Linked DNA regions of Homo sapiens: region 2 is linked to region 1. A link is a loop called in an ENCODE intact Hi-C map of the cell type or tissue named here. Cell type or tissue: PC-3. All regions are shown on one strand. Links, peaks and the distances in the headings refer to the core of each region. The heading gives the core; the rest is flanking DNA.

The links. Hi-C counts contacts between places; a loop is a spot of excess contacts. Peaks named below come from ENCODE experiments on the same cell type or tissue, not always from the same donor. Only the 100,000 strongest peaks of a DNase experiment are listed, where the experiment ranks them.
Region 2: it touches region 1 in a loop (3-fold over the local background); 12 of 110 quality-filtered maps call a loop at or near these places.

Annotation. Positions count from the first base shown.
Region 1 is chr3:185,825,825-185,842,312 of GRCh38, reverse strand. No RefSeq gene overlaps it. Among named protein-coding and RNA genes, the nearest start is that of IGF2BP2, 9.0 kb to the right of the region's middle. RefSeq lists a silencer at 16,454-16,488. In PC-3, for the core only: no CTCF peak of the experiment used is centred there; a DNase peak (open chromatin) is centred at 7,632; H3K27ac peaks cover 918 bases.
Region 2 is chr3:185,891,876-185,908,363 of GRCh38, reverse strand. No RefSeq gene overlaps it. Among named protein-coding and RNA genes, the nearest start is that of TRA2B, 38 kb to the left of the region's middle. RefSeq lists a silencer at 2,483-2,674 and an enhancer at 7,769-8,063. In PC-3, for the core only: no CTCF peak of the experiment used is centred there; a DNase peak (open chromatin) is centred at 7,963; H3K27ac peaks cover 488 bases.

The sequences.
Region 1 (16,488 bases), core at 6,189-8,688:
AGTCAAACCTTTATTGTGATTTCGATCTAGTTATTTGTCCTTTGGTAAGTTACTTATCTCCAAACCACAGTTTTTCTGTAAAATGGGTATAATAAGATCAACCTCATATTTGTTTGAGCTCATGCATCTAAAGTCCGTAACACTATACCAGGGGCATAGTACAAAATCAGTCATTCCATCTTGAGGACATCAATATAAAATATAGATTGGAAAAATTATAACAATAAAAACCTTAAAAATGTGAAAAGGCAAATATCCACAGGAAGCAGGACAATGGAAACCATGAGGTTTGAGGGATTTCTTCAGTTCTCCTACAGATGTTTTATTGCATAAGAATAGACCAGTATCCATCACCCAGCTGCTATATGATGATATAAGTTAGATCCCTAGCTCAAAGGTCACCATTTCCAGAGAATCTGTTGGTTTTCCTCACTGGGAGTGTCTCCAATCTCTCCTCAGGCATATACCACCTTTCCATCTTTGTTATAATTGACTCATGTGCCCTTAGACCATAGATTCATTGACAAAAGTTGCTTTTTCACTTTTTTTTTTTTTTTTTTTTGAGACTTAGTCTTGCTATCACCCAGGCTGGAGTGCAGTGACACGATCTCAGCTCATTGCAACCTCCGCCTCCCAGGTTCAAGTGATTCTTGTGCCTCAGCCTCCCAGGTAGCTGGGAGTATAGGCATGCACCACCATGCCTGGCTAATTTTTGTATTTTTAGTAGAGATGGGGTTTCACTATGCTGGCTAGGTGAGACCTGAGGTCAGGTGATCTGCCCACCTCGGCCTCCCAAAGTGCTGGAATTACAGGTGTGAGCCACCATACCTGATCTTCTCCACTGTTTTTTGTTTTATTATGGCTGTACATTTATATATTTAAATGCATTATAGTACTGCTTGGATTTCTTCCATGTGAACCTGCAAATTCACTCTCTACCCCTTCCTGCCCTACTGTTTCTGGAAGCTGCTCATTATAAATGGCACCAATAGGCTTCCTTGCTCTCCACCTCTGCTTCAGTTTAGCCATTAGGGGCCCCTGGCAGGAATGGGAGGAGAGTAAGATAATGTTTATTCTGCAGTTCCCAACCTGTCATGCTGCACTAAGTAGTGACTTACGTTCTACTCAAGTCCATGATTTCTATTGGGTAGTCCTCTTCCATAGCTTTTTTTGTTCCATTAAGCTGTACTTCTTGTCACCCTTTAGGCCAAGGAGTTGAAACTGCTCCCTGTGGCTCTAGTGGCAGGGTGCTTCACCAACCCATGTTTATGTCCCTTAAGCCCACCCACACTTCTAAACAGTACAGTTGTCCTTCAGTATCCTCTTCGGAATCTCAAGACCCCCATGAAGATACCAAAATCCATGGATGCTCAAGCTCCTTACATAAAATGGTGTAGTGTTTGCATATAACCTGTGCACATCCTCTCATACACTTTTTTTTTTTTTTTTTTTTGAGACAGAGTCTCGCTCTGTTGCCCAGGCTGGAGTGCAGTGGCGCAATCTTGGCTCACTGCAACCTCTGCCTCCCGGGTTTAAGTGATTCTTATGCCTCAGCCTCCTGAGTAGTTGGGATTACAGGGGTGCACCACCATACCTGGCTAATTTTGTATTTTTTGTATTTTTTTTTTTTGAGATGGAGTCTTGCTCTGTTGCCAGGCTGGAGTGCAGTGGTGTAATCTCTGCTCACTGCAACCTCTGCCTTCCAGGTTCAAGCGATTCCCCTGCCTCAGCCTCCTGAGTAGCTGGGACTACAGGCACGGGCTACCATGCCTGGCTAATTTTTCGTGTTTTAGTAGAGATGAGGTTTCACCATGTTGGCCAGGATGGTCTCGATCTCCTGACCTCATGATCCACCTGCCTTGGCCTCCCAAAGTGCTGGGATTACAGGCATGAGCCACTGCGCCTGGTCATTTTTGTATTTTTAGTAGAGACAGGGTTTCTCCATGTTGGCCAGGCTGGTCTCAAACTCCTGGCCTCAAGTGAGTCCTCCCAAAGTGATCCCATATACTTTAAATTATCTCTAGATTACTTATAACACCTAATACACTGTAAATACTAAGTAAATAGTTGTTATATTGTTTTAAAAATTTGCATCTTTTTTTATTTTTAATTTTTTAAATGGTGTCTTATTCTGTTGCCCAGGCTGGAATGCAGTGGTGTGATCATAGGTCCCTGCAGCCTAGAACTTCCGGGCTCAAGTGATACTCCTGCCTCAGCCTACCAGATAACCGGGACTACTGGTATGCAAAGCCAAGCCCAGCTAACTTTTTTTCTTTTTTTTTTGTAGAGAAAGGGTCTCACTTTGTTGCTGGTCTTAATCTCCTGGTCTCAAGCAATCCTCCTGCTTCAGCTGTCCAAAGTGCTGGGATTACAGATGTGAGGCACCTCACCTGACCTATTTCTATTATTATTTGTTGTTATATTGTTATTTTTATTGTTTTCTGAATATTTTCAATCCATGGCTGGTTAATCCAAGGACACAGAAGACCTACTATACTTCTATGAGATTTTTAATCACCCTGATTAAGTTAGCCATCTGTTTCCTACCAGGAGCCTGACTAATACATGTACTAAAAGCCTTATTTTTTTAAAGAAAGTCTCCTCATTTGGCTGGGCGCAGTGGCTCACGCCTGTAATACTAGCACTTTGGGAGGCCAAGGTGGGTGGATCATGAGGTCAGGAGTTTAAGACCATCATGGCCAACTTAGTGAAACCTCGTCTCTACTAAAAATACAAAAAAAAAAAAAAAAAAAAAAAAGCCGGGTTTGGTGGTGTGTGCCTGTAATCCCAGCTACTTGGGAGGTGAGGCAGGAGAATCACTTGAACCCAGGAGGCAGAGAATTCAGTGAGCCGAGATCGCGCCATTGCACTCCAGCCCAGGTGACAGTGCAAAACTCCATCTCAAAAAATAAAATAAAATAAAATAAAATAAAAATAAAAAATAAAGTCTCCTCACTTTTGAAGCTCTTTCTTCTTTAGGTATTTATCTATGTATTTCTAACTAATTTGCTTATGCCATTCTTAGATTTTTCAATTTTAGCCATTATCTGTTAACTTCCCATCAAGTCAATCGCACAAAGGTCAAGGGTACAAGTGCAGGTTTATTATATAGATAAACTTGTGTCATGGGGTTTGTTTATACAGATTATTTCATGAGGTATTAAGGCTAGTACTCACTAGTTATTTATTTTTCCTGATCCTCTCCCTCCTTCCACCCTCCAAAAGGCCCCAGTGTGTGTTTTTCCCTTCTTCTTCTTTTTTTTGGAAACCAGAGTCTGTCACCCAGGCTGGTGTGCAGTGGCGCGATCTCAGCTCACTGCAACCTCTGCCTCCTGGGTTCAAGGGATTCTCATGCCTCAGCCTCCTGCGTAGCTGGGATTACAGGTGTGCGCCACCATGCCTGGCTGGTTTTTTGTATTTTTAGTAGAGACAGGGTTTCCTCATGTTGGCCAGGCTGGTCTCAAACTCCTTGGCTTCAAGTGATTCACCTGCCTCAGACTCCCAAAGTGCTGGGATTACAGGTGTGAGCCACGGCGCCCAGCCTGTTGTTCTCATCTTGTGTACAAGTGTTGCCATCATTTTGCTCCCACTTATAAGTGAGAACATGTGGTATTTGGTTTTCTGTTCCTGATTTAGTTTGCTAAGGATAATGGCCTCCATCTCCATTCATGTCCCTGCAAAGGACATGATCTCATTCTTTTTTATGGCTGCACCAACAACCTTTTTATGGAGCTTAAGAAACTGATACTAAACTTCATACAGAAAGGCAAACATACAAGAATAGCCAGGAAAATACTAAGAAAAGAAAAAAGTCACAAGGGGGACTTGGCCTACCAGACATGAAAACATACCATAAAGCCTTTACAACAGTAGAGTATGGTAATATGGATAGACCAGTAGAAAAGAAAGTCCAGAAGTAGGACCAAGTACATATGGAACTTTAGTATGTAATAAAGATGGTGTCTCAAAACACCTGGGCCAAAAGGATTTTTAAAATAAATGGTACTGGAACAATTAGGTACTTAGAAGAAAAAGGTAAAAGGAGATCCATACCTCATACCATCGACAAGAACAAATTCCAAGTGGATCAAGAATCGATCAAAAAAAAAAAAAAAGAATCGATCGATCTACCTACCTACCTACCTATCTATTTATGTATCTATCTATCACCATACACATACTATTTTTAAAATGAGTAAATTTCTCTTTAATCTGGGGTAGGGGAAAGCATTCTAACTATAACTCAAAATTAAATAAAATGAAATAAAAGATTGATAAACTTGACTACATAAAAGTAAAACCTTTTGCATAGGAAGAAACACCATGAACAATGTAAAAAGACAATTAAAACCTGGGAGAAAATATTTGTAACACGTATCTCAGATAAAAACCTTACATCCATAATATTTAAATAACCATAAAAGTTGAGAAGAAAAATAGATCAAAACTCTTCAATAGAAGAATGGGCAAAAGACATGAACAGAGAATGTATCCCCAACAACAACAAAAAAGATGATCTTTAAACACATGAAAAAAAAGTTCGTTTTCACTCATAATGAGAGAATTACAAATTAAAACTACACTGAGATACAATTTCTCACTTATCAGATTGGCAAAAAGTAAAAAGCGTAATCACAGAGTTTGTTGGCAGGCTGTTGGGAAACAGGCACTCATACAGTGCTGGTGGAATGCAAGCTGGTATAATCTCTATGGAGAATTTCACAATAAATATTTAACACACATACACACGCACAGTGCACATGTATTATTTTTTGACCTAGCAACCTTACTCCTAGGAATTTACCCTGAAGATAAACCTCCAACAATACATACATACTAGGTTATTCATAGCATCATTTTTGTAAAATTACAATATATTGGAAGTCACTGACATGCCCATATATATGGCATATGAGTATTATGCAGCTGTTTAAAAAAGGAGAAAGATTTCTATGAACTGATACAAGATCTCTTGTTAAAGGAAGAAAACAAAGTGGAAAAGAGTATTGGCAATATGCTACCATTTTTGTAGGAAAGGAGGAAATATGCATGTATATGTTCATTTGTGTAAAAAGAAACAGGAAAGGCCGGGTGCAGTGGCTCATGCCTGTAATCCCAGCACTTTGGGAGGCCGAGGTGGGCGGATCACGAGGTCAGGACATCGAGACCATCCTGGCTAAGTCGGTGAAACCCCGTCTCTGCTAAAAATACAAAAAAAATGAGCCGGGTGTGGTAGCGGGTGCCTGTGGTCCCAGCTACTCGGGAGGCTGAGGCAGGAGAATGGTGTGAACCCGGGATGCGGAGCTTGTAGTGAGCCGAGATCGCGCCACTGTGCTCCAGTCCGGCCGACAGACCGAGACTCCGTCTCAAAAAAAAAAAAAAAGAAAAAGAAAAAAAGAAACACAGGAAAGAGAAACCAGAAGTTAATACAATTGTTTACCCTCAGGGATTGGGTGGAAATGAACTGGACAGAATAGAAGGAATGGGGAGGGGATGGAATTCCTCTGACTATACATTCTGTGTTTTGCAATCTTGTTAATATTTTACTTAACAACAAAAAGAAAAACAACTAGGATGGCGGCGGGTTGGGGGGGGGGCGGTGGTGGTGGGAAATAAAGTAGAAAAAACAGAAGCGGCCTGGCCTGGTGGCTCACGCCTGTAATCCCAGCACTTTGGGAGGTCGAGGCAGGAGGATCACGAGGTCAGGAGTTCGAGACCAGCCTGGCCAATATGGTGAAATCCCATCTCTACTAAAAATACAAAAATTAGCTGGGCTTGGTGGCGCACACCTGTAGTCCCAGCTACTTGGGAGGCTGAGACAGAATTGCTTGAACCTGGGAGGCGGAGGTTGCAGTGAGCCAAGATTGTGCCACTGCACTCCAGCCTGGGCAACAGAGTGAGACTCTGCCTCAAAAAAAAAAAAAAAAAAAGAAAAGAAAAAGAAAAGAAACAGCAGAAGCAAATGAATCAATCCAATTTTAAGTGTGTAAGATTGAATAAGTAAATATATTGTAGATAATGGGAGCCAGGTTTCTCACTATTGAAGGCAAGAGTTACAAATATGAAAAGTGGGAAGGAGAATCTTACAGTGTTTCACTGGAATCAGAAGTATCAGTGTGGGCTGGGTGTGGTGGCTCACGCCTGTAATCCCAGCACTTTGGGAGGCCAAGGTGGGTGGATCACCCGAGGTCAGGAGTTTGAGACCAGCCTGGCTAACATGGTGAAACCCTGTTTCTACTAAATAAACAAATATACAAAAATTAGCCAGGCGTGGTGGTGGGCACCTATAACCCCAGCTACTCGGGAGGCTGAGGCAGGAGAATCCCTTGAACCCGGGAGACTGAGGTTGCAGTGAGCTGAGATCGCACCACTGCACTACAGCCTGGGTGACAGAGTGAGACTCTGTCTCAAAAAACAAACAAAACAAAACAAAACAAAACAAAGAAAGTATTAGCGTGAACTTGGGATTTTTTTTTTTTTTTTTTTTTTGAGACGGAGTCTCACTCTGTCACCCAGGCTGGAGTACAGTGGCATGATCTCAGCTCACTGCAACCTCTGTCTCTCGGGTTCAAGCGATTCTCTGCCTGAGCCTCCCAAGTAGCTGGGATTATAGGTGCCTGCCACTATGCCCAGCTAATTTTTTTTTTTTTTGTATTTTTAGTAAAGACGGGATTTCATTATCTTGGCCAGGCTGGTCTTGAACCCTTGACCTTGTGATCCACCTGCCTCGGCCTCCCAAAGTGCTGGGATTACAGGCGTGGGCTACTGTGCCCAGCCCAAACTTGTGATTTTTAATACAGCACTAGCCAGAATAGACAGGTGTAGGTCTATGTGTGTGTTTATGTATATAATCTATTACCTACCTCCTTCAACTAAGAGGGTGTAGAATCAATGATATTCCTGTAGCAGTGAGCATATGTAGCATGCAGATCTTGGTTTATAAATACTAAAAAGTACCTAGACTCCTTGGATAAGTGGTTGATTATAGGCAAGGCAGATAAAGTACAAACCTAAAATAGTAACAGAAGTTCACACGTGCCAGCTTGAAGGGGCTGTTGCTGGCCAAATCTGAGACAATTTGAGCATCAAAATACTTACTAATAGTAAACATTGATGTCACTTTAAATACAATAGGAATCCAGGCCAGGAGTGGTGGCTCACGCAGCACTTTGGGAGGCCAAGGTGGGCGGATCACCTGAGGTCAGGAGTTTGAGACCAGCCTGGCCAACGTGGTTCAGAGTGACAGAGCCAGACTGAGCAAGACTCCATCATAAAACAAACAAAGGAAAAAAAAAAAAGAATCCATTTGTCCACAGTGATACAATACATGGGATGAAGGGAAAGCTCTTACAGTAGAAAGTCAACTAATAAATATAAAAGAAATGATTAAATCAGAATCACCGCTTGTCAACCCTAATAATAATCCAAGCAAGACTCAACACTAGATACTAAAACTCGTGGTTGAAATTTTGATGGGTAACAGAGCATCTACATAGTTTCAAAGTATCTCCCCAAGAGATACTTAGTAATTTTACAATGAAGAAACCTGATACATACTGACACACTGTCTTAACCAAGGGAGCAAAGTTAACATCACCAATAATGGGACCAATCAACAAGTGCTTCCAGACACAATGCACATTATCTGACCACAATTATAACCTCTGTGGCATTCCTGCAAGACAATACAGCACATAAATCTAATCATACGAAAACATCAAACTCATATTCAATGGCATTCTACCAAATAAATAGCCCGTAGTAATCAACATCAATGTCATGAAAAACAAACAATGACTGAAGAACTGTCCAAATTAAAGGAGAGTAAAGAGACTAGGTAACCATACACAACAAATGATTTGGGCTTTTTTTTTTTTTTTTTTTTTTTGAGACGGAGTCTCGCTCTGTCGCCCAGGCTGGAGTGCAGTGGCGGGATCTCGGCTCACTGCAAGCTCCGCCTCCCGGGTTCACGCCATTCTCCTGCCTCAGCCTCCCAAGTAGCTGGGACTACAGGCGCCCGACACTACGCCCGGCTAATTTTTTGTATTTTTAGTAGAGACGGGGTTTCACTGTTTTAGCCGGGATGGTCTCGATCTCCTGACCTCGTGATCCGCCAGCCTCGGCCTCCCAAAGTGCTGGGATTACAGGCGTGAGCCACCGCACCCAGCCTGGGATTTTCTTTTGCAATAATATTGACACAATTCATAAAATTTGAAATTTGAAGAGTCTGCAGATTACAGTATCAATGTTTATTTACTGGTTTTTATCATTGTACTGGGAATAGACTTTTCTTTCTTTCTTTTTTTTTTTTTTTTTGAGACATAGTTTCCCTCTTGTGTCCAGGCAGGAGTGCAATGGCGTGATCTTGGCTCACTGCAACCTCTGCTTCCCGGGTTCAAGTGATTCTCCTGCTTCAGCCTCCCGAGTAGCTGGGATTACAGGCACGCGCCACCACACCCTGCTAATTTTTGTATTATTAGCAGAGACGGGGTTTCACCATGTTGGCCAGGCTGGTCTCGAACTCCTGACCTCAGGTGATCCACCCGCCTCAGCCTCCCAAAGTGCTGGGATTACAGACGTGAGCCACCGTGCCCGGCCTAATTTTTTTTTTAAGCAGATACAAACTGAGGTATTTAGGCATATGATTCAGAGAAACATAAAAGATAAAACAAATGTTAACATTTGGGGAATCTGGGTAAAGAGTATATGGGACTTCTTGTAATATTATTGTGTATATATACACACACATATACTTTTTTTTTAAATGTAGATTCTGGGTAAGCATATTAAGAACGTACTGTAAAACAAAACAAAAGAAAAATAGATTCGTGGGCTTCTACCCTGAAAATTCTGATTCAGGAGTTCTCATGGTAGGTCTTGGGAATCTGTATTTTTGAAGGTTTTCTTGGTGATTATAATGCACATCTGACAAGAATTAACCTCTGTCTCGAAGTAATAAAAATGTAACTAAACATCCATGTACCTGCCACCTACTTTTAAAAAACAAAAATTGGCAGGGCTTGGTGGCTCACGCCTGTAATCCCATCACTTTGGGAGGCTGAGACTGGCAGATCACCTGAGGTCGGGAGTTCGAGACCAGTCTGGCCAACATGGAGAAACTCCCTCTCTACTAAAAATATAAAAATTAGCCGGGCATGGTAGTGCATGCCTGCAATCCCAGTTACTCGGGAGGCTGAGGCAGGAGAATCACTTGAATCCAGGAGGCAGAGGTTGTGGTGAGCCAAGATTGCGCCATTGCACTCCAGCCTGGGCAACAAGAGTGAAACTCCGTGTAAAAAAAAAAATTAAATTAAAAAAACAGAAATTCTATCTGTGCCCTTCCACCTCCCCCTATTCCCTTTTCTCCCTCCTTAAAGGTAATCATTATCCCCAATTTAGAGTTTGCTGTTCCCATGCATGTTTTTGTACAATTATGCCACACAAATGTGTCCATATCAACAACAGAATTGCTTTGCATGTTTTCAAACTTTGTAGAGATCAGCTGTAGTGGCTCACACCTATAATCCCAGCACTTCGGGAGGCCAACGAGGATGGACAGCTTGGGCTCAGGCATTCGAGACCAATCATAGGGAACATGGCGAAACTCCCATCTCTTGCAAAAGTACAAAAAATTAGCCATTGTGGTGGTGAACACCTGTAGTCCCAGTTACTCAGTAGGCTGAGGTGGGAGGAATCTTTCAGCCTGGAAGGCAGGGGTGGCAGTGAGCTGAGATCATGCCATTGTCCTGCAGCCTGGGTGACAAAGCAAGACCCTGTCTCCGGTGGGTCTGGGGGGCAGGGAAGAAAGAAAGAAAACTTCGTATAACCAACATCCTTCTATAACTTTTCACTTAGCATATGTTTGTTTTTGTTTAGGTGGTTAATGTTGACACGTTGCCTATTTTATTTCATCCAGAAGTGAGGAAACAGTAATGATTCCAGAGAAAATGAATAAACATGTGTCCCCTTTGACTCAATATATAGTAGTCAATTTATAGCTATGCCACAATGTACCAGTTTTATTGTTGATGGACATTTAAATTTTTCACCATCACAGTGCTACAATGAATGGTCATATATGTTTCTTCCACAAAGGGTGTGGATGTTTATTTTCTCTGGAGTCATCAGTTTTTACCTCTCTTCTAAATCATGCATAGTCATCCATTATAATTTAAGAAATATGGAGTCTATGGGCACAGATGCAAGTATGTGGGCAAATATTTGAAGTGCTTTTCTGCTTGCTTCTAGTCTCTCAGTGAAATAGAAAGCAGGGTTATCAGCTGAGACCCTGGGTGGAGATGATCAATTAGAAGCTGAAAGTGAGATAAGAAATAACCATCTTGGAGAAAGACTGCCAGGCCGTACTCAGGGCCTGTATCTTCAGCTTTGCTAGATACTGACAAATTACTCTTCAGAGTAATTGTACCTGTGTATACTCTTGCCAGCAGTGGATGACTGTTTCTGATGCTCCATACCCTCACTAAGACCCTTGAACCATCAGAATTTTAAGATTTTTGTCAATTTGATTTTATGTACATATGTATGTATAAATGACAGGGTATCGCTCTGTCACCTAAACTGGAGTGCAGTGGCATGATCATAGCTCACTGTAGCCTGAACCTTTTGGACTCAAGGAATCCTCTTGCCTCAGCCTCCTGAATGGCTAGGACTACAGGTATGTACTACCACACTCTGCTAATTTTTAATTTTTTTTTTTTTTGTAGAGACTGGGTCTTACTTCATTGACCAGGTTGGTCTTGAACTCCTGGCCTCGAGCAGTCCCTCCTGCTTCAGGCTCCCAAAGTGCTGGAATTACAGGCATGAGCCACCATGCCCAGCCAGTGAATAGTTTTAATTTCCCCAATTACTCATGAGTTGAGCTTGAGTTTCATCTTCTGTGAATTAGCCCATTCATACACTTTGCTCGTTTTTCCAATGGTTGTCTTTTTCTAATTGATTTATAAGATCTCTTTATGCAGCTTGGATAATACATCAGTGTTTACACTATGACTGTACAAACATTTTCACTGTTGAGCCTATGACCATTGCTCCTTTCTTGTATGACCACGTATTTTTCCTTCAGTTAATGATTTCCTTGTTTTCCCACTTGTCTGGCTTTCCATATACTTGTGATTAATTTTTTCCAAATGCTCCAACATGTCTGCTATCCTATCAGAAATAATCATTATGCACTCACAGAAATGAGTTCCATTTTGTTGTTGTTCCTTGAAGACCTCATTCTGAGCCATCTATCCTCTTGTTCCAATCTGTGCTGGTTGCTCGTGGGATGGCTGCATTGCAGGCATTCTGGATTTTTAAATTCAGAGTCTACCATGTTGGATTCCTTATTTCCCAAATCCCATGTAATCTTCTTCCATGGTTTTGCTGGCACTTATCTCCCAGTAGCTTCCCCAAAACGGGCATGTCTGAATTCTTGCATATCTTTTTAAACTGATGGTCTCACTAGGTTTAGAATTCTAGATTGAAGATAATTTCCACTCAGTTTTAAAGGCATTGCTCTATTGACTCCCTAGTTTCCTGTTTTAGGAAAATACATTCTCATTCCTGTTCCAACTCCTTTGTATGCGACCTATTTTGTCCAGATGCTTTTATAATTTGAGTTCAGAATTTCATGATGATGTGATTTTTAGATCTTCTATCATTCATTTTGCTGGGCCTTCTGCAAACTCTTTGATCTGGAGATCCATGTCTTTGATTCTGAGAATCTTTTTTGTTTTGCATTATTTCTTCTGTCTTGTTCTCAAACATTTCTGAGTTAACATTTGGATTGGATTTCAAATGTGGAACAGATACTTTGTGTGTCTGTGCCTTTGCATATGCTATTCTTTCTGCCTAGGATGTATTTCCTCTCTTACGTCTTGTATTCTAGTAAATCCCTAATTATCCTTCAAAACCAAAATCAATTCTTTCCTGATGTTCCCTTCCCCAACACTGGGCTGAATGGGATGCTCTATCTTGTATGCTCACAAAGTCTACTGTGGCACCTCTAATGCCATGCTATGGTCTGTTTATATATCTGCCTCCTCCACTGACCATAAATTCCTTGAGATCAGGATGATGTTTATTTATTCTGTATCCTCAGTGCTTAGCACTACACAGTGCCATGAATAAATGAATTCAACAAGGGGATTGTGCAAGATAAATACCATCACATACATCTTCGTTTAATCCCTTAGAGCAAACCTCAGATGGTCATTGTTTATTCAACAATATTACCCGAGCCTTTATTATGGACCAGGTTTCATACGGGCCAAAGGAAATTCTAACAGGAAAATGAGAAGATCTTATTCCTCCAGAAACCCACCATGTAGTAGGGAAGGCTTCCCTCCATCCTCCATGTTTAAAAATTCAGATATAACTCACATACCGTAAAATTTACTCACTTAAAATACACTTCAATGGTTTTTAATATATTCACAGTTGTACAACTATCACTAGACAAAATATTTTTTATCTGTATGAAGTGCTGTGTGTATCATGGGGCCAAGTCAGGGGAAGACAGGAGTTTACCAGGGGAAGAAATGCATTCCAGGGAAAGAGAACAAATGTGCAAAAAGACGGAATTCTGAAATGACCTAGCATTTGCATAATATGAAACTGCAGGGGGAGGTAGGCTAGAGTTTATAGTGAGGAAACAATTGGGCTAGTTTACAAATGAGGAATCTGAAGCTCAAATAGATGAAGTAACTGGCATAAGGCAATTATCTTATGCTAACTCAAGAAAAGGTGTCTAAGGCAGGGGTCCCCAACCTTGGTGCCATGGACTGGTACTGTGGCCTGTTAGGAACCCGGCTACACAGCAGGAGGTGAGGAGCAGGCAAGCATTACTGCCTGAGCTCCACCTCCTGTCAGATCAGCGGTGGCATCAGATTCTCATCGGAACTTGAACCTTATTTTGAACTGCGCATGTGAGGATAGGTTGCATGCTCCCTATGAGAATCTAACTAATGCCTGATGATTTGAGGTGAAGAAGTTTCATCCTGAAACCACCCCCCAACCTGTCTGTGGAAAAATAGTCTTCCATGAAACCGGTCCCTGGTGCCAAAATGGTTGGGGACTACTGGTCTAAGGGACATTACCCTACTACCAAATCATTCCTGATGCACAGGCAGGTGCAGGACCTTCTAAGAATTACCTCCAAATGTTGGCTTTGCCTCAGCCTTCCAGCAAATAGGCTTCACTTTCTCTTTCAACTTCTCACATTATCTAGAGACACTGGTTATACTGACTACATTATCAGTTGAGCAAAAAAACATTCCGCTATAGCTTTGTAGGTTCAAAAGGATCGCTTGAGCTCAAGAGTTTGAGACCAGCCTGGGCAACACAGTGAGATCCCATCTCTTAAAAAAAATTTTAGCTGGGCATGGTGGCATGCATCTGTAGTCCCAGCTACTCGGGAGACTGAGGTGGGAGGACTGCTTGAGTCTGGAAGTTTGAGATTGCAGTGAGCCATGATCACCCCACCACACTCCAGCCTGGGTGACAGTAAGACTTTTTTTAAAAAAAAAAAAAAAAAAAGAAAAGAAAAAGACTTAACACTTATGAACTCTTTGTTGTTAGACTAAAATGTTTTTTCCAGGTGTGTTTCAGGCCCTCCATGTGATTAAGAAAAAATTATACTTTCCTGAGCTTCAGTTTTCTTACCTGAAAAGAAGGATTAAGAAAGCTTGTCCCAGCCACCTTATCACTGTCTTGCCCAAAAGAATCGCTGGGAAACAATGAGGATCTGTACTGCCTTTGAAACTCTTGAGGAAAACATTAGTTAATTCATGCTTTAAAAGGTAATATGCCTACTATAAGATTTTCTCCAAATTTCTGACCTCTGTTAAACATTCATAAAATCTTGGCTTATCAGGTGTAAACCAAGTCTAGATCAATCAAGATGGTCTCTGTTTCAGCTCTCTGGGGGAGGGATAAGTAGGGGAACTCGAGAGAAAACAGGTAGAAAATAAGTTTTGCCTGGCAGGAGCAAGGCCTCTGAATTTCTGACTTTGCACTTGGAGGCTGTCCCCTATTGTCTTCAAAGGTCCCCAACCCCTTCTCTATCATGTGAAAAATAACTCTGCATTCTAAGATAAGGCACTGTAGATGCTGCAAACCAGGGGTGTAGTGGAAGCATGCCCTCCATCACACTTACAGTTCAAGCCCTCCTTCTGCAGCCCTGCTGTTTCCAAAATTCCAGCAGGACAGCTGACAACTGCAGCAAAGAGCAATTATTTCTCTGAAAAAAAAAATTTCAAAGTGACTTGGTGAAGCAGGGTAAGAAGAGTTCACCAGAAGCCACCTGATAGGGTTCGGCTGTGTCCTCACGCAAATCTCATTTTGAAACGTAACTCCCATAATTCCCACATGTCATGGGCGGGACCCGGTGGGAGGTAACTGAATCATGGGGGTGGGTTTTTCCCATGCTGTTCTTGCAATAGTGAATAAGTATCACGAAATCTGATGGTTTTATAAAGGGCAGTTCCCCTGCACACGTGCTCTTGCCTGCCCCCATGTAAGATGTGCCTTTGCTCCTCCTTCACCTTCCGCTATGAGGAGGCCTCCTGGGCCGTGTGGAACTGTGAGTCCATTAAGCCTCTTTTTCTTTATAAATTACCCAGTCTTGGGCATTTCTTCAGAGCAGTATGAAAATGGACTGATACACCACCTCTGCCAAGAATCTGTACATTGTCTAATGTGTTTTTCGTCTCACAGTAAGACCAAATAATTGATGTATCTAAAATGCTACACAACAACAACAACAACAACAAGTTTTTCTGACCTGTTGGAGAGGAATGAGGCCAACTATTCCTGCCACTCTCGTTTCTCCTTTACATGTACCTGTGAATAATAAGCAAATATGCTGTCCTATAATATAAAGGTGACCATATCAATTAGGAGCACATGTGTAAATAATCTAAAGATGGTTAGTTCAGTCTGCTGAGGTTTATGCATGCACAAGTCATGTTCATTTGTGATTCTCTGATACAATTTAGTAAAGAAGCATCCACACCTAGTTTATCTATTACTTTGGGGATTAGTAACCAAGTTCATTCTCAACTCCTGGAGCAGTAAAATCCGATTCTTTTTCTAGAGAGAGAAAAAAATATGTGAATACTTGAGACAAAAGCCAGAATTCAAATAACTGCAAATATCTAGGTGAAAATGGATTCATTACTTTCTCCTCTGGATACCTAATTAGTTAAGAAGATCTCCTTCTGTAGAATAAAGTATTTTAAAAGTTCATGAATTCCTGGGGGAAAGAAGAGAAACAGGCATTAAGTGTCTGACCACCCATGTCTCAACACGCTAGGCAGTTATCCTTCTTGTAGCCCTCACAACAGCCCTGCGAGGACTGGTTATTTTATCTCCTTATAGATGAAGAAACTTAGGCTCGAGAATGCTGGAACATCTCAGGGCACAAAGATGGGGGCAGAGAGAAGGTCTGAGTCCGGGGCAGATAGGCCTTCCACTCCAACAGTGTTTACCAGACCAGAATCACCTGGGAGTACTTGCGGAAAATACAAAATCCAGCAAGCCCCATTCTCTCCACGCCGCTCATCAACAGGAAAGCTTGGGAAAGACAATACTACTTCACGACCCAGTCAGGAGACCCGAACTTGTTCCATTCCTACATTCGTGACTTCTCCACCCAAGGACACTCCCCGCACCCGCGCCCCAACGCCTTCACAAAACCCAACATATCCGCGATCAAACCTTCAACTCTCCCAGTGGCCCCCAGAGGTCCAGAGCTTGGAATCTTCTTCTGCCTCCTCACCTCTGAATCCCGCCATTCTTCTCCCTCCTGTAGAATTTCATTTCCTGGCTGGGACCAGGCTCTAACCATCAGGCTTCCAGCCGGGCCCCGGAACTTGCAGCCCGCTCTAGCCTGTCTGGCTCCTGCCCGAGCCCCTCGGCTCCAGCCTGCTCTCATCCCAACCCTGCCTCTTCCGTCGGTCACGTTGTTTCCTCCGCTTGGAAGGACCTCTTTCCTCTCCGGGCCCTTCCCAGTGCTCGGGGAACTCCTACACAGCCTGCGCTCCTCCGCTTCCAGCCACCCTCGCCTCCCACCACCCTGGCTTTGGAGCTGAACCGGCCGCGCAGCCGGGCGGCGACCATCCGTCCCCCGGCCGCTGACCCCAGCGCTCCGGCCTCGCCGCAGTCCCTGGCCCCTCGGCGTTCGTTTCCCCACCCGCCACCTGGCTTTCGCCGCCGCCGCCCGGGAAGCCCTCGGCACTTCCCAGAATAGAGAGCAGCTGCCAACGTCAGGCTGCCGCCTGCCGCGGGGTTCCGGACACGCGGGGTCTGGGCGGAGAGGACGTGACTCCGCGCTGGCCTTCCGCCTTCCCTCCCCGGTCGGGAAACTGAGGCCCGGGACCGGGAACCACTTCCCCGCGAGCACGGTCCGCGAGGGCCCGGCCAACCCCGGTCCTAGGCGTCCCGACTCCCGCGCGCGATCCTTCGACCACACGCGCCGCTCGGTCA
Region 2 (16,488 bases), core at 6,816-9,315, 65 kb before region 1:
CACAAAAGACCATATATTACATGATTTAATATATATGAAATATGCAGAACAGAGAGTTCTATGCAGAGAAAGTAGACTAGTAGTTTCCTAGGCACGGCAATTTGCAGGAGGAAGGGGAAGTGACTGCTAATAGGTATGGCAGTCACTTTGGGCCTGAGGAAAAATATTCTAAAACTGATTGTAGTGATGGTCACTTAACTTTGTAAATATACTAAAAGCGATGGAATTTTGCACTTTAAGCAGACGGATTTCATCTTAATAAAGCTGTTAAGCACTTCCAGTCACCTAAAAACACTATTAAGAGAGTAGGGCCAGGAGTGGTGGCTGACACCTGTAATCCTAGCACTTTGGAAGGCTGAGGCAGGAGGATCCCTTGAGCCCAGTAGTTCGAGACCAGCCTGGGCAATATAAGGAAACTCTGTCTTTTAAAAGAAAGAAATAGGCTGGGCGTGGTGGCTCATGCCTGCAATCCCAGCACTTTGGGAGGCCGAGGTGGGCGGATCACTTGAGATCAGGAGTTCAAGACCACCCTGGCCAACATGGTGAAACCCTGTCTCTACTAAAAATACAAAAATTAGCCGGGTGTGGTGGTATACACCTGTAGTCCCAGCTACTCAGGAGGCTGAGGCAGCAGAATAACTTGAACCCAGCAAGCGGAGTTTGCAGTGAGCTGAGATCACGTCACTGCACTCCATCCTGGCAACAGAGCGAGACTCCATCTCAAAAAAAAAAAAAAAAAAAAGACACTGCAGCTTCTGCCCTCCTCTCTCTTCGGTCACTTGCTTTGGGAAAGGCCAGTCATCCTGTGGAGAATCCATGTGGTAAGGAACTGTGGCATCTTGCCAACACTCAGCCCCATCTTGCAGCCATGTGAGTAAGCCATATATTATCTTGGAAATGGATTGTTCAGCCTACTAAAGCCTGCAGGTGGCCACAGCCCCATGTAACCTCTTTACTGCAACTTCATTAAAGACCCTGAGCTAAACCACCCAGCTAAGACACTCCAGAATTCCTAACCCACAGAAACTGAGAATAAATGTTTATTGATGTTTTAAATCAGTATGTCTTAAAGGAATTTCTTACACAGAATAGTTAAATACAGAACCCAATTTTTAAAAGTGCACAACATCTTGAACAGGCATTTCATGTAAATAAAAAGGATATGCAAATAGCTAATAAGCTTAGCAAGGAAATGCAAATGAAAGCTCCAATGAAAAACTGCTGTATACTCACTAGAATGACTCAAAATTTTGAGGTTTTTTTGAGGCAGGGTATTACTCTGTCGCTTAAGCTGGAGTGCAATTGTGTGATTATGGCTCACTGTATCCTCGACCTCCCAGGCTCAAGCAATCCTCCAACCTCAGTCTTCCGGGTAGCTAGGACCTCAGGCACATGCCATCACACGCAGCTAATTTTTAAATATTTTGTAGAGACAGGGTGTCCCTATGTTGCTCAGGCTGGTCTTGAACTCCTGGGCTCAAGCGATTTGTACTCCTCAGCCTCCCAAAGTGCTAGCAATACAGGCATGGCCACCGAGCCCAGCCCAGAATGATTAAAATTTAAAAATTTACAATAGCAAGTGTTGACGAGAATGTAGGGCAACTAAAACTTGTATACGTTGCTGGCAGAAGTATAAATTGGTACAACCACTTTGAAAAACTATTTGACAATATATATTAAAGCTAAACCTTCATATACCCTATGACCCAGAAATTTCACCCCATAGAAATGAGTGCTTACATCTGCAATAAACATGTACAAGCCAGGCATGGTGGCTCACACTTGTAATCCCAGCACTTTGGGAAGCTGAGGCAGGTGGATCACTTGAGTCCAGGAGTTTGAAACCAGCCTGGCCAACATAGTGAAATCCCATCTCTACTACTACTACTACTACTACTATTACTAATAATAATAATAATAATAATAATAATAATATAGCCAGGTGTGGTGGTGTACACCTGTAGTCCCGACTATTCAGGAGGCTGAGGCACAAGAAGATCTTGAACCTGGGAGGCAGAGGTTGCAGTGAGCTGAAATCATGCCACTGCATTCCAGCCTGGGTGACAGAATGAGATTCTGTCTCAAAAAAAAAAAGTATGGGAATGTTCATAGTAGCTTTATTCATAATACATCCAAACTGAAAACAACTCAAATGTCCTTCAATGGGAAATAAATTGTGGTATATTTATATGATGAAATAGAATACATCAATACAAATAGGGAATACCGGCTACAATTGGTTACAGGGATGGATCTCACAGACATAATGTTGTTGAGTGAAATAAACCAGACATAGAAGAGTACGTAATATATGATTCCATTGATATGAAGTTCAAGAACAAGCAAAACTAACGGTTGTTGAAAGAAATCAGAAGAGTGGTTGCTTCTTGAGGTTGTATTGCCTGAGAAGGCGTGTAAGAGAAAGCCTTTCATGGTACCAGAAATATTCTATATCTTGATCTATGTGTGGCTATACAGGTGTAATCATATGTAAAATTCATCAAGCACTATAATCAAAATTGTATATATACATTTAAAATTGTATATTTTTCAGTATATAAATTATACCTCGATTAAAAACTTTAAACTAGGCCGGGTGCGGTGGCTCATGCCTGTAATCCCAGCACTTTGGGAGGCTGAGGCGGGCGGATCACGAGGTCAGGAATTCGAGACCATCTTGGCCAAAATGGTGAAACCCCATCTTTACTAAAAATATAAAAAACTAGCTGGACATGGTGATGCATGCCTGTAGTCACAGCTACTCGGGATGCTGAGGCAGGAGAATCACTTGAACCCAGGAGGCTGAAGTTGCAGCAAGCCGAGATTGCACCACTGCACTCCAGCCTGGGTGGCAGAGTGAGAATCCATCTCAAAAACAAAAAATAAAATAAAATAAAATAAAACAAAACCAGGAACAATCAGAGAACAAAATAGAGCTCTTAAAAATTAAAAACAGGGCTGGGCACGGTGGCTCAGGTCTGTAATCCCAGCACTTTGGGAGGCCAAGGTGGGCAGATTACTTGAGGTCAAGAGTTCAAGACCAGCCTGGTCAACATGGTGAAACCACCGTCTCTACTAAAAATACAAAAATTAGCCAGGCGTTGTGGCACACAGGTAATCCCAGGTGCTTGGGAGGCTGAGGCAAGAGAGTTGCTTGAGCCCAGGAGACGGAGGTTGCAGTGAGCCGAGATGGCGCCACTGCACTCCAGCCTGGGTAACAGAGCAAGACTCTGTCTCAAAAACAAAAAAAAAATAAAATAAAACCAGGAACAATAGGAGAACAAGATAGAGCTCTTAAAAATTAAAAACAGGCCGGCTGCGTGGCTCGTACCTGTAATCCCAGCACTTTGAGAGGCTGAGGCAGTTGGATCGCTTGAGCTCAGGAGTTTGAGACTACCCTGGGCAGCATGGCGAAACTCTGTCTACACAAAAAAATATGAAAATTAGCTGCAGGTGGTGGTGCTCACCTGTGATGTCAGCCACTCGGGAGGCTGAGGTGAGAGGACCGCTTGAGCCTGGGAGGTCAAGGCTGCAGTGAGCTGTGATTATGCCATTGCACTCCAGCCTGGGTGACACAGTGAGACCTTGTCTCAAAAAAATAAAATAAAAACACCATAGACCAGGCACGATGGCTCATGCCTGTAATCCCAGCACTTTGGGAGGCCAAGGCAGGTGGATCACTTCAGTCCAGGAGTTTGAGATTTGGGCAACATGGCAAAACCCCAGGTCTGCAAAAAACACAAAAATTAGCCAGGTGTGGTGGCACATGCCTGTAGTCCCAGCTACTTTACAGGCTGAGGTGGGAGGATCACCTGAGCACAGGAGGTTGAGGCTGTGGCAAGCTGAGATGGCGCCACTGCACTCCAGCCTGGGCAACAGAGCAAGACCCTGTCTCAAAAAAAAAAAAAGGAAGAATTAAAAACATTATAGATGGGATTTTAGTTCAATCAAAGGTTGAAATGTAAAGTTGAGGAAACTCCCAGAAAGTATAATAAAACACAAAAACCAAAGAGATGGAAAATATGGGTAATAAAAAATTAGAAATTTATTCCATGAGATTGGGAATAACAGATGTTGCAGAAAGAGAGAACGTGGAGGCGAGAAAATTATTTCAGATATGGTACAAGTAGATTTCCCCCAGCATCATGAATGTCACCTCATTGGAAGTCACCATATTGAAAAGGCCTACTGTGTACCCAGCACACAAAGCCATGTTGTGAAATTTAAGAATACAGGTAGGGAAGGAAGAGAGGGAAGGAAAGAGAGAGAGAGAGAGAACACAGTTCTCATTCAAAGAAATAGAAAACAGAATCAGAGTGGCACTGAAACTTTTCAAAAGCAACACAGGATGCTAAAAAACAGTGGAGAAATGACTACAAAATTCTGAAGAAAAATTATTATTATTATTATTATTATTATTATTTGAAACAGGGTCTTGCTTTGTCACCCAGATGGAGTACAGTGTCTCAATCTTGGTTCACTCACTGCAGCCTCAACCTCCTGGGCTCAAGGAATCCTCCCACCTCAGCCTCCCGAGTAGCTGGGACCACAGGGATGTGCCACCACGCCCGGCTAATTTTTTTGTATTTTTTGTAGAGACGGGATTTTGCTGTATTAGCCTAGGCTGTTTCAAACTGCTGACTCCTGAGTTCAAGGGATCCACCTGCTTCGGCCTCCCAAAGTGCTGGTATTGTTACAGGCATGAGCTACTGTGACTGGCCAAGAAAAATTATTTTCAACCTAAAATTCTAAATTTGAGAGTTGAATAAGGACATCTTAAGGCATACAAAGACTTCCCTTCTTAAAAAAAAAAAAAAAGTCTGGGCGAAGTGGCTCACGCCTGTAATCCCAACACTCTGGGAGGCCAAGGTGGGTGGATCACCTGAGGTCAGGAGTTCGAGACCAGCCTCAACATGGAGAAACCCCGTCTCTATTAAAAATACAAAATTAGCCAGGCGTGGTGGTACATGCCTGTAATCCCAGTTACTTGGGAGGCTGAGGCAGGAGAACTGCTTGAACCTGGGGGGCAGAGGTTGCGGTGAGCCGAGATCACGCCGTTGCACTTCAGCCTGGGCAACAAGAGCAAAACCTCCGTCTCAAAAAAAAAAAAAAGATAACCTGGCCAAGCGCGGTGGCTCACACCTATAATCCCAGCACTTTGGGAAGCCCGGGTAGGCCAAACATGAGGTCAAGAGATTGAGACCATCCTGGCCAACATGGAGAAATCTCATCTCTACTAAAAATATAAAAATTAGCTGGGCATGGTGGCACACACCTGCAGTCCCAGCTACTTGGGAGGCTGAGGCAGGAGAATCACTTGAACCCAGGAGGCAGAGGTTGCAGCGAGCCGAGATTGCACCACTGCACTCCAGCCTGGCGACAAAGCGAGACTCCATCTCAAAAAAAAAAGAATACCCTATGCAACTTTTGAGGAATCTCCTAGATGATGTGCTTTGGCAAATAAGGAAAATGGAACTCTTTTTGTATTCAGAGACACTACTGAGAGGCTTTCACAGGTTTGAAGTAGTCAAAGAAAATTAGATACGTGCACATAAAAAATTTAAAAAATGAAAAAAAATTGGAATTCTAGGATATAAAACAATATTTGTAGGGAATAAGAAAGCCATTCATGGCTGGGTGCCGTAGCTCACACCTGTAATCCCAGCACTTTGGGAGGCCAAGGCAGGCAGATCACTTGCAGTCAGGAGATTGAGACCAGCCCGGCCAACATGGTGAAACCCCGTCTCTACTAAAAACACAAAAATTTGCCGGGTGTTGTGGCGGGCACCTGTAATCCCAGCTACTCGGGAGACTGAGCGGGGAAAATCGCTTAAACCCAGGAGAAGGAGGTTGCAATGAGCCAAGATCATGCCATTGCACTCCAGCCTGGGTGATAAAGCGAGACTCATTCTCAAAAAAAGAAAAAGAAGAAAAAAGGAAAGTCATTCATGCTATATTATAGTACGTGTCTCAAAAGTGAACAATATTGAGATGGTCAAAATAAGGTAAACACTTCCTATCAACTCTGAAAAGTATCATATCCCTAAATGGTGAAGCTGGGAGGAGGAAAACTGTGGGTGTATGAGAAAAGCATGTTCAGTCCTCAAGGAATTGATTTCACTGAAAAATATAGAAACTGATTATACTTGACTTGAAGTAGAATAAAAAATAAATGTGCAAAAAAAGTGTGTATGCAGTTGTGTGTGCGTGTGTCCTAATATTGGCATGCTTTTTGTACTTTTTCTGCATTAAATTTTTGCTTTCAAAGGGGTTAGTTAATGCTTCTGAATTTCATGTGGTCTGGGAACTCTGAAAACAGGCTCCTCTGTTTGATGTCCCTCTTCTTTCTTTCTTTTTTTAATTTTTTTATTTTTTTTATTTTTTGAGACAGAATTTTGCTCTTGTCGCCCAGGCTGGAGTACAATGGCGCCATCTCGGCTCACTGCAATCTCCACCTCCTGGGTTCAAGCGATTCTCCTGCTTCAGCCTCCAGAGTAGCTGGGATTACAGGAGCCCGCCACCACGCCCAGCTAATTTTTTGTATTTTTAGCAGAGACAGGGTTTCAATATGTTGGTCAGGCTGGTCTTGAACTCCTGACCTCTGGTGATCCACTCACTTCAGCCTCCCAAAGTGCTGGGATTACAGGCGTGAGCCACCATGCCTGGCCACAGTCCCTCTTATTTCTACTGAGAACTTTACATGGCTCAGCTGTGTGGCCTTTCAGGAAATTTAACTATACTGATCAAACTATACAGATCAAAACTGACCTGTCAGGAAATCAAGAAATGGACAGAGGAGCGGTTTGTTATAGCTCAAAATAGCATGGAAAAGAAAATGAAGCTCTACTTAGAATAAGCAAAGGATATGAGAAAATAAAACTCATTCTGAAGGATCCGGCTGTGTTTATGAGCTGCAGTCTTGCTAGTGATTTAAGAGATAGGCTTGTTCTGGAGGATTTACATTAGCAAAAGTTGCAAACCTGAAGTGTAGGATTGTAGATTTAAAAAGAAAATACAAATTTCATGCTGTATACACAGCAGTTCTATGAACAAAGTGGGTTTGTTGTTGTTGTTGTTGTTTTGTTTTTGTTTTCTTTTTGAGATGGAGTCTCGCTCTGTCTCCCAGGCTGGAGTGCAGTGGCACAATATTGGCTCACTGCAACCTCCGCCTCCCGGGTTCAAGCAATTCTCCTGCCTCAGCCTCCTGAGTAGCTGGGATTACAGGCATTCGCCATGTCGCCTGGCTAATTTTTGTATTTTTGGTAGAGTCGGGGTTTTGCCATGTTGGCCAGGCCGGTCCCAAACGCCTGACTTCAAGTGATCGGCCACCTCGGCCTCCCAAAGTGCTGGGATTACAGGTGTGAGACACCGTTCCTGGTCTGAACAGTGTTTCTATCGTTTTAAATTTGGTAAGGCCGGGTGCAGTGGCTCACGCCTGTAATCCCAGCACCCTGGGAGGCCGAGGCGGGCAGATCACCTGAGGTCGGAAGTTAGATACCAGCCTGACCAACATGGAGAAACCCCGTCTACTAAAAATACAAAATTAGCTGAGTGTGGTGGCGGGCACCTGTAATCCCAGCTACTCGGGAGGCTGAAGCAGGAGACTCGCTTGAACCTGGGAGGTGGAGGTTGCAGTGAGCCGGGATCACGCCATTGCACTCCAGCCTGGGCGACAAGAGTGAAACTCCATCTCAAAATAATAATAATAATAAAATAAAAAACGAGGCTCGCTGGAAAGGAATTACAGATGTTTCTGACCCTTGTTAAGGGATTAATCAGATTTACAGAGTTAATGGTGCAGTCTGGATCTGAGGGCTGGAATCAATTTCCCTGAGACACTCACTTCCATCCAGCAGAAAGTAGGAGGGTGTCCAGTGAGTCACTCCCTGACCGGAAACTGCTGACACCAGGCACCAGCAGGTTGCTGACTCAGGCCAAGGGGAGCTCCAAGCCCTCATCACCCTCAGTGCATGAATCTTCACAGCAGCCATTGGAGCAGGGCCAGGCTTACAAATGGCCTTTCATGCCACTTACCAAGAGTGAGTGTTCACTAATTTTTCTGCCCCAGGCAGAGGAATAAATGACAGTGACTTTCTTGGCATTCTCTCCTGAGAGAAGTACAGTGAGTTCAAAATGTAGAGAGTCAGGTAAACTTTGCATTTCTGTACAGGTCCAAGTCTAGAAGTTGTGCAAATATAATCACATGTGTGGGTTTGCCTATTTATTATCACATCATTGAAAACAGCTAGATGAATGAAACATTTATGTGTGAAGTTTAAAGACAGGGAAAACAATACCATATTTGTGGAGACACCTACATATGAAGTAAGGTGATAAAAACAAGCATGAGGATAGTAAATGCAAAGAGAGGCATATATACGGAGCTTCTGCTTGTATTTGTATTGCTTTATTTTGTAGTCTGAGTGATAATGATAAGGGTGTTTCCCATTATTCTGTATACTCTTGTGTGTGCTTATATTTAATATTTAATAATATTTAAACATTTAATACTTTTTTGTCTCAAAAAGTATTTTACCTTTTTCTGAGCTTTATTGGAGTATAATTTACATGCATGGCTGGGCGTGGTGGCTCACACCTGTAATCCCAACACTTTGGGAGGCCAAGGCGGGTGGATCACATGAGGTCAGGAGTTTGAGACCAGCCTGGCCAACATGGTGAAACCCTGTCTCTACTAAAAATACAAAAATTAGCCGGATGTTAAATTAGCCAGATGTGGTGATGCGCACCTGTAATCCCAGCTACTCAAGAGGCTGAGCATGAAAATCGCTTGAATCTGGGAGGCAGAGGTTGCAATGAGCCGAGATTGCGCCACTGCACTCTAGCCTATGTGACAGAGCAAGATTTCACCTCAAAAAATAAATAAATAAATAAATAAAATAAAATAAACATCTACATGCAAAAAAAGTACCCTTATTACACAATTCAATGAGTTCTGACAAGTGTATAGTCACATAACTACCTCTGAAACTCATGATTTAGAATATTTTCATCACTCTCCAAAATTAAAAATATGAAAGCTGAAAGGCAAGTATTTACACTTCAAGCCATGACAGAAACTGATACTCAACCAGCTCTCCCTCAGTAAACAGCTATAAAGCTGGACAAAATACATGAAATAACTGTTGTACCTCAGGCAACACAGCACCATGATTCTTCAGCAAAGGGAACAAACAAAACGAGCCCGCATGCCATGGCTTTCTCTCTGGAGCCAATTTCTGGACTGTGGTGTCTGAGGGGTAGCCCAACCAGAGGACAAAAGTCTCCCTGACTTAAGAACACGGAAATCAGAGTTCAGGACTACCTTGTGTCTGGAATGTGTAGGGCAGATTACCAAAGAGAAAGAACCAATGCCAAGGAGGACCTCCAAAAATCTGCGTCGGGACCCTGTTGAGTCTTCGTCTAAATACTAAACTATGCATGCACAGAACAAGTCTCCAAGAGGCTGGGCAATGAACAATTACCAGAGAAATAACAACTATCATTTAGCTGAGAGCTAAATAACTACCGAATCTCATACAGGTCTGAAAGATGTTCAAGTTTCAACCAGCCAGAGTGGAAATACTTTATAAAAAATGAGACCACAGCAGACATCTCAGAAAGACCCCATCTTAGGAGAAAGACTAATCTAGCCCTAGAGTTAAAGGTTTCTCTAGACCCACCCTAACAAAGCTAAAAAATAAGTTTCAAAAGTATTAAGCTAATTCCCAAGTAAATTAAGTCCCTGAAAAAGAAAATCTAAAAATCTATCAAGGAAGTTAAAAAAAATTTGGACACTCAACAATTTAGCATCCATAATGTCTAGCATATAATTTAAAAATTACTAGATACAGAAAGAAGCAGGAAAGTATGATCTATAATGAGGAAGAAAGTTAGTAAATAGAAATACACCCCAACATGATGGAAATGATGTTATTATCAACAAGGACTTTAAACCTGCATTATAAACACATTAAACTATTTTAAGGAAAAGATGAACACAATGAGAGAACAATTGGGAAATGTCAATAGAAAGACGGAAAATGCAGAAAAGAATCAAACAAAAATTTTAGAATCTAAAAATAAAATATACGAATGAAAAATTTAAGTGGATAGGTTTGTTGTTGTTGTTTGTTTGAGACGGAGTCTTGCTGCTCTGTCACCCAGGCTGGAGTGTAGTGGCATGATCTTGGCTCACTGCAACCTCTGCCTCCCGGGTTCAAGCGATTCTCGTGCCTCAGCCTCCCAAATAGCTGGGCCTACAGGTGTGCATCACCATGCCCAGCTAATTTTTAGTATTTTTAGTAAAGACGGGGTTTCGCCATGATGGCCAGGCTGGTCTCAAACTCCTGGCCTCAAGTGATGCACCCAGCTTGCCCTTCCAAAGTGCTGGGATTACAGGTGTGAGCCACTATGCCCGACCTGAACAGGTTTTTTTTAATTATTATTATTTAATTAGAGACAAGATCTCACTCTATCACCCAGACTGCAGTGCAGTGGCGTGATCATGACTTACTGTAGCCCTGAACTCCTTGGCTCAAGTGATCCTCCCACCACAGCCTCCCCAGCAGTTAGGACTACAGGCACATGCCACCACACCCAGCTAATGGTTTTGTTGTTGTTGTTTCACTTTTTATAGGGATAGGGTCTTGCTGTGTTGTCTAGGCTGGTCTTGAACTTCTGGCCTCAAGTGATTCTCATGCCTCAGCATCCCAAAGTCCTGGGATGACAGGTGTGAGCCACTGTGCCTGGCCTTGATAGGCTTAACAGCAGACTAGACACACAGAAGAAAGATCAGTGAATTTGAACACATGACAATAGAAACTATCCCAACTGAATCACATCAAGAAAAAAAAAGTCCAGAAAACTGTTGTCAAATTATCAGCAATCTATTGGACGATATCAGGCCATCTACTAGGTGTGAAGTTTAAGTACCAGGAAGAGAGGTGAGAGATACTCAAGCAGAAAAAATATCTGAATAATATTTAAAATATAGCATGTGAATAATTGTCAAAATGGTTTCAGAATTTTGAAAATATAAGCCCACAGATCCAAGAAGCTCCGAGAACCCCAGGAATGATAAAAATCAAAGAAACATGCCAAGGAACATCAGAATTAAATGTCTCAAAACCAAACCAACCAAAAACAAACAAACAAACAAACAAAAAAACAAACTTAAAACCAACCAGAAAAGTCCAGTGGTTGACGTCTGTAATCGCGGCATTCCGGGAGGCCAAGGCAGACAGATCACTTGAGGTCAGGAGTTTGAGACCAGCCTGGGCAACGTGGCAAAACTCCACGTCTACTAAAAATACAAAAAGAAAAAAAAATTAGCTGGGTGCGGTAGCTTGTGCCTGTAGTCTCAGCTACTTGGGAGGTTGGGGTAGGAGGATTACTTCAGCCCAGGAAGTGGAGGTTGCAGTGAGTGCCACTGCACTCCAGCCTGGGTGACACAGCAAGAACTTGTCTCAAAAAAAAAAAAAAAGAAGAAGATGAAAAAAAAAAAAAAAAAAGCAACCAGAGGAAAAATATGCATTACATAGAGGAACAGTGATAAGAATAGCCTCTGACGTCTCATCAGAAATAATGCAGCTCAGAACACAATGTAACAACAATTTAAAGTGATGAAAGAAAAGTAAAACCTGTCAAACTAGAATCTATATCAAGAGAAAATGTCTCCAGGTGTGGTGGCTCATGCCTGTAATCCAAGTGCTTTGGGAGGCCTAGGCGGGTGGATCACTTGAACCCAGGAGTTCCAGGCCAGTCTGGGCAACTTAACAACATCGCTTATCTACAAAAAACTTTCAAAAAAACTAGCTGGGCGTGGTGGTGTGTGCCTGTGGTCCCAGCAACCTGGGAGGTTGAGGTGCGATCACTTAAGCCAGGAGGTTGAGGCAGCAGTGAGCCATGATCGTACCACTGCACTCCAGTCTGAGTGGCAACGTGAGACCTCGTCTCAAAAAAAGAAAGAAAGAAAGAAAAGAAATGAATGAGAGGAGCTTCCCTTCACGGGTCTTACTGATGCTAATAAAAACATTAGGTTAGTTAACAAGAGAATGAGAAAGGCAAAAGGGAGAATCAAAAGACTCATCCCAAGAAGGTAGAAATTTTTAAACAATTATTAAGTAATCAGATGAATAAAGAAAACATTCAGCCAGGTGTGGTGGCTCATGCCTGTAATCCCAGCAGTTTGGGAGGCCGAGGCAGGAGGGTTGCTTGAGCCCAGGAGTTCGAGACCTACCTGGGCAACATGGTGAAACCTCTTCTCTATAAAAAATGCAAAATTAGCCAGGAGTGGTGGCATGGGCCTGTAGTCACAGCTATTTGGGAGGCTGAGGTAGGAGGGTTGCTTGAGTCCAAGTGGTCAGGCTGCAGTGAGTTGAGATCATGCCACTGGGCTTCAGCCTGGGCAAGAGAGTAATATCCTGTCTCAAAAGGAAGAAATGTATGCCAAAAAATTTGAATACCTAGATGAAATAGACCAATTCCTTAAAAGACACTATTTTAAAAATGGAATTTAAAATTTTTCGATTTGGCTGGGTGTGGTGGCTCATGCCTGTAATCCCAGCATTTTGGGAGGCTGAGGCAGGCAGATCACTTGAGGTCAGGAGTTCAAGACAAGCCTGGCCAACATGGTGAAACCCTGTCTCTACTAAAAATACAAAAATTAGCCAGGTATGGTGGCATGCGCCTGTAGTCCCAGCTACTCGGGAGGCTGAGGCACTAGAATCACTTAAACCCAGGAGGCAGAGGTTACAGTGAGCCAAGATCACGCCACTACACTCTAGCCTGGGTGACAGAGAGAGACTGTCACACAAAAAATAAAATAAAATAAATAAATAAATAAAATAAAAATTTTCCATTAAAAATAAAGCTCCAAAAGCAAAACAAAAGCCGGGCGCGGTGGCTCACGCCTGTAATCCCAGCACTTTGGGAGGCCGAGGCGGGCGGATCACAAGGTCAGGAGATTGAGACCATCCTGGCTAACACGGTGAAACCCCGTCTCTACTAAAATACAAAAAATTAGCCGGGCGTGGTGGCGGGCGCCTGTAGTCCCAGCTTCTCGGGAGGCTGGGGCAGGAGAATGGCGTGAGCCTGGGGGGCGGAGTTTGCAGTGAGCCGAGATTGCGCCACGGCACTCCAGCCTGGGCAACAGAGCAAGACTCCATCTCAGAAAAAAAACAAAACAAAACAAAACAAAAAAAACCCCTCCAGACTAAGATAACTTCACTAGTGAATTCTATCAAACATTTAGGGAAGAAATAATACCAATTTCATATAAATCTTTTTTGTAAAATAGAGAAAGACACACTTCTCTATTTTACATTACTCTGATATCAAAACTAGATAAAGGCATTATGAGAAAAGAAAATTGCAGGGATATATTCCTGATGAAAATAAGTACAAAATCTATACCAAGATAATAACAGATTGAATTAACCTATATATTAAAAAGATTACATATCACAAATAAATGACCTTTTCTGAGGCATGCAAGTTTGGATTAATACTCCAAAATCAACTGATGCTATTTACCACATTAACAGAAAAAAAAGGAGTAAAGCTAGATGACCATTTCAATAGATGCAGAAAAAGCATTTAACAAAACTCAACACCCATTCATGATAAAAACCCTCAGCAAATTTAGAGGAAAAAAATATTCAACCCAATAAAGGGCATCTATGAAAAACTTAAAGCTAACACCATACTTAATGATGAAAGACTGAACGCTTTTTTCCATTATATCAAGATGAAGTCAAGGCAGTCCACTCACTATTTCTACTGAACATCATCAATACAATGAGAAAAGAAAAAAAAAAAAGAAAAATCATACATATAAGAAAGAAAGAAGTAAATTGATTGATTGATTGATTGATTTTTTTGAGACGGAGTTTCACTCCTGTTGCCCAGGCTGGAGTGTAATGGTGCGATCTCGGCTCACTGCAACCTCTGCCTCCTGGGATCAAGTGATTCTCCTGCCTCAGCCTCCCAAGTAGCTGGGATTACAGACATGAGCCACCACGCCCGGCTAATTTTTTGTATTTTTAGTAGAGATGGAGTTTCTCCATGTTGGTCAGGTCGGGAATTTATTTTATTTATTTATTTATTTATTTATTTATTTTTTAGACAGAGTCTCGCTCTGTTGGCCAGGCTGGGGTGCAGTGACACAATCTCAGCTCACTGCAACCTCTGTCTCCTGGGCTCAAGCAATTCTCCTGCCTCAGCCTCCCGAGTAGCTGATATTACAGGCATGTGCCACCATGACTAGCTAATTTTTGTATTTTTAGTACAGACGGGGTTTCACCATGTTGGCCAGGCTGGTCTCGAACTCCTGACCTCAGGTAATATGCCCGCCTCGGCCTCCCAAAGTGCTGGGATTACAGGCGTGAGTCACCACGCATGGCCGTAAAACTCTTTTTTAATTTAATTAATTTATTATTTATTTATTAATTTTTGAGACAGAGTCTTGCTCTGTCACCCAGGCTGGAGTGCAGTGGAGTGATGTTGGCTCACTGCAACTTCCCCCTCCCGGATTCAAGCGATTCTCCTGCCTCAGCCTCCTGAGTAGCTGGGATTACAGGCATGCACCACCACAACTGGCTAATTTTTGTATTTTTAGTAGAGACAGGGTTTCACCGTGTTGGCCAGGCTGGTCTCAAACCCCTGACCTCAGGAGGTCCACCTGCCTTGGCCTCCCAAAGTGCTAGGATTACAGGCGTGAGCCACCGTGCCTGGCTGAAATGGACCTACTCTTATGTGATCAATTGGTTTTTTACCAAAGTATTAAAGGAATTTAATAGGGAAATTAAGTCTGTTCAACAAATGGTACTGGCACAGTTGTCTATGTAAACAAGACATATTAAGTAATTTGCTTTCCAGTTTTTTTTTGAGACGGAGTTTTGCTCTGTCGCTCAGGCTGGAGTGCAGTGGCGCAATCTGGGCTCACTGCAACCTCCGCCTCCCGGGTTCAAGTGATTCTCCAGCCTCAGCCTCCGAAGTAGCTGGGATTACAGGTGTCCACCACCATGCCCGGCCAATTTCTGTACTTTTAGTAGAGATGGGGGTTTCTCCATGTTGGCCAGGCTGGTCTCAAGCTCCTGACCTCAGGTGATCTGCCCGCCTTGGCTTCCCAAAGTGCTGGGATTACAGGCGTGAGCCACCGAGCCCGGCCCCAGTTTTTTATTATCAAAGATATTTAAGTGCTAATCAGAGTTTTTAAATTAACAGGATGATTCCACTTAAGTTGATGTTATAGCAAGATGATTTGGCTTTATTATTTGGTCTTTGTGACCTCAATGAAGGGAAAAGTATAAACTTTTTTGTTGTTTTTGAGACAGAGTCTCACCCTGTGTCACCCAGGCTGGAGTGCAGGGGCGCGATCTCAGCTCTCTGCCTCCCAGGTTCAAGTGATTCTCCTGCCTCAGCCTCCCAAGTAGCTGGGATCACACGCACGTGCCACCATGCCTGGCTAATTATTTATTTATTTATTTATTTTTTAGTAGAGTTGGACTCCTGACCTCAAGTGATCTGCCCACCTCAGCCTCCCAAAGTGCTGGGATTACAGGTGCGAGCCACTGCGCCCAGCCTATGTTTTGTTTTTAATACTGAAAACATCTTTTGTTTTCCTGTAGATGTATCTGTACATAACGTGTTATGACAACAACAACAAAAAACTACAAACAAACTAATAAAAATAACTACATCTTATTATCCCTGTTTAACAGATAAGAAACTGAGATCCAAGGACACACATCCAGGACTTGGAAGACTAGAAGACTGAACTGGGGTCTACCTGATGCCACCACCTTTGCTCTTACAAAATTAACTGTAAGTATGTAGGACTTCAGCAGGGAGGAGGTTATCCGAGTGAGAGCCTGGCGTTAGCATTAGTCATCTGTAGAAATCACTATATCCAGGAGGGTGGGATAACTGGAATTGTTGGTCCATCAAATACAATTTTTGATAAACAATCAGTATCAAAACATTTTAAATGCTCATACTTTTGTTGTGGTCATTTCAGCCTTAGGAATCAATCCCAAAGAGAAACAGACTTGTGTTTGCCAAATCAGATTTTCATTACAGCATTATTTATAAGAGCAAAAAGTTGGGAACATTAGACATATTCAACAATAGAGAAATGTTTAAATAAATCCCAGCATATTCATGATGAATGATTATGCAGCCATTCAAAATCATTTTTGAAGAATGTTTACAATATAATGTTAAGTGAAAAATATATAAATATATAATATATACAATAATATATAAAGCCATAAATAGAGTATACCCAAGTTTCTTTCATCTAAATGGTTTTGCCAACATTTTATTATCTTGACCCTCAAAGACCAACTTTCAGGAGAAGAAAGATATTTATCTTTCTGTTTTATAAAACAAAACAAACACACACACAAAATCGATTTACTTCCACCTGGATCTTTGTCCAACTTGACCCAAGCAAGCTTCCTTTAGGAAAACTGATACTCTCAACAC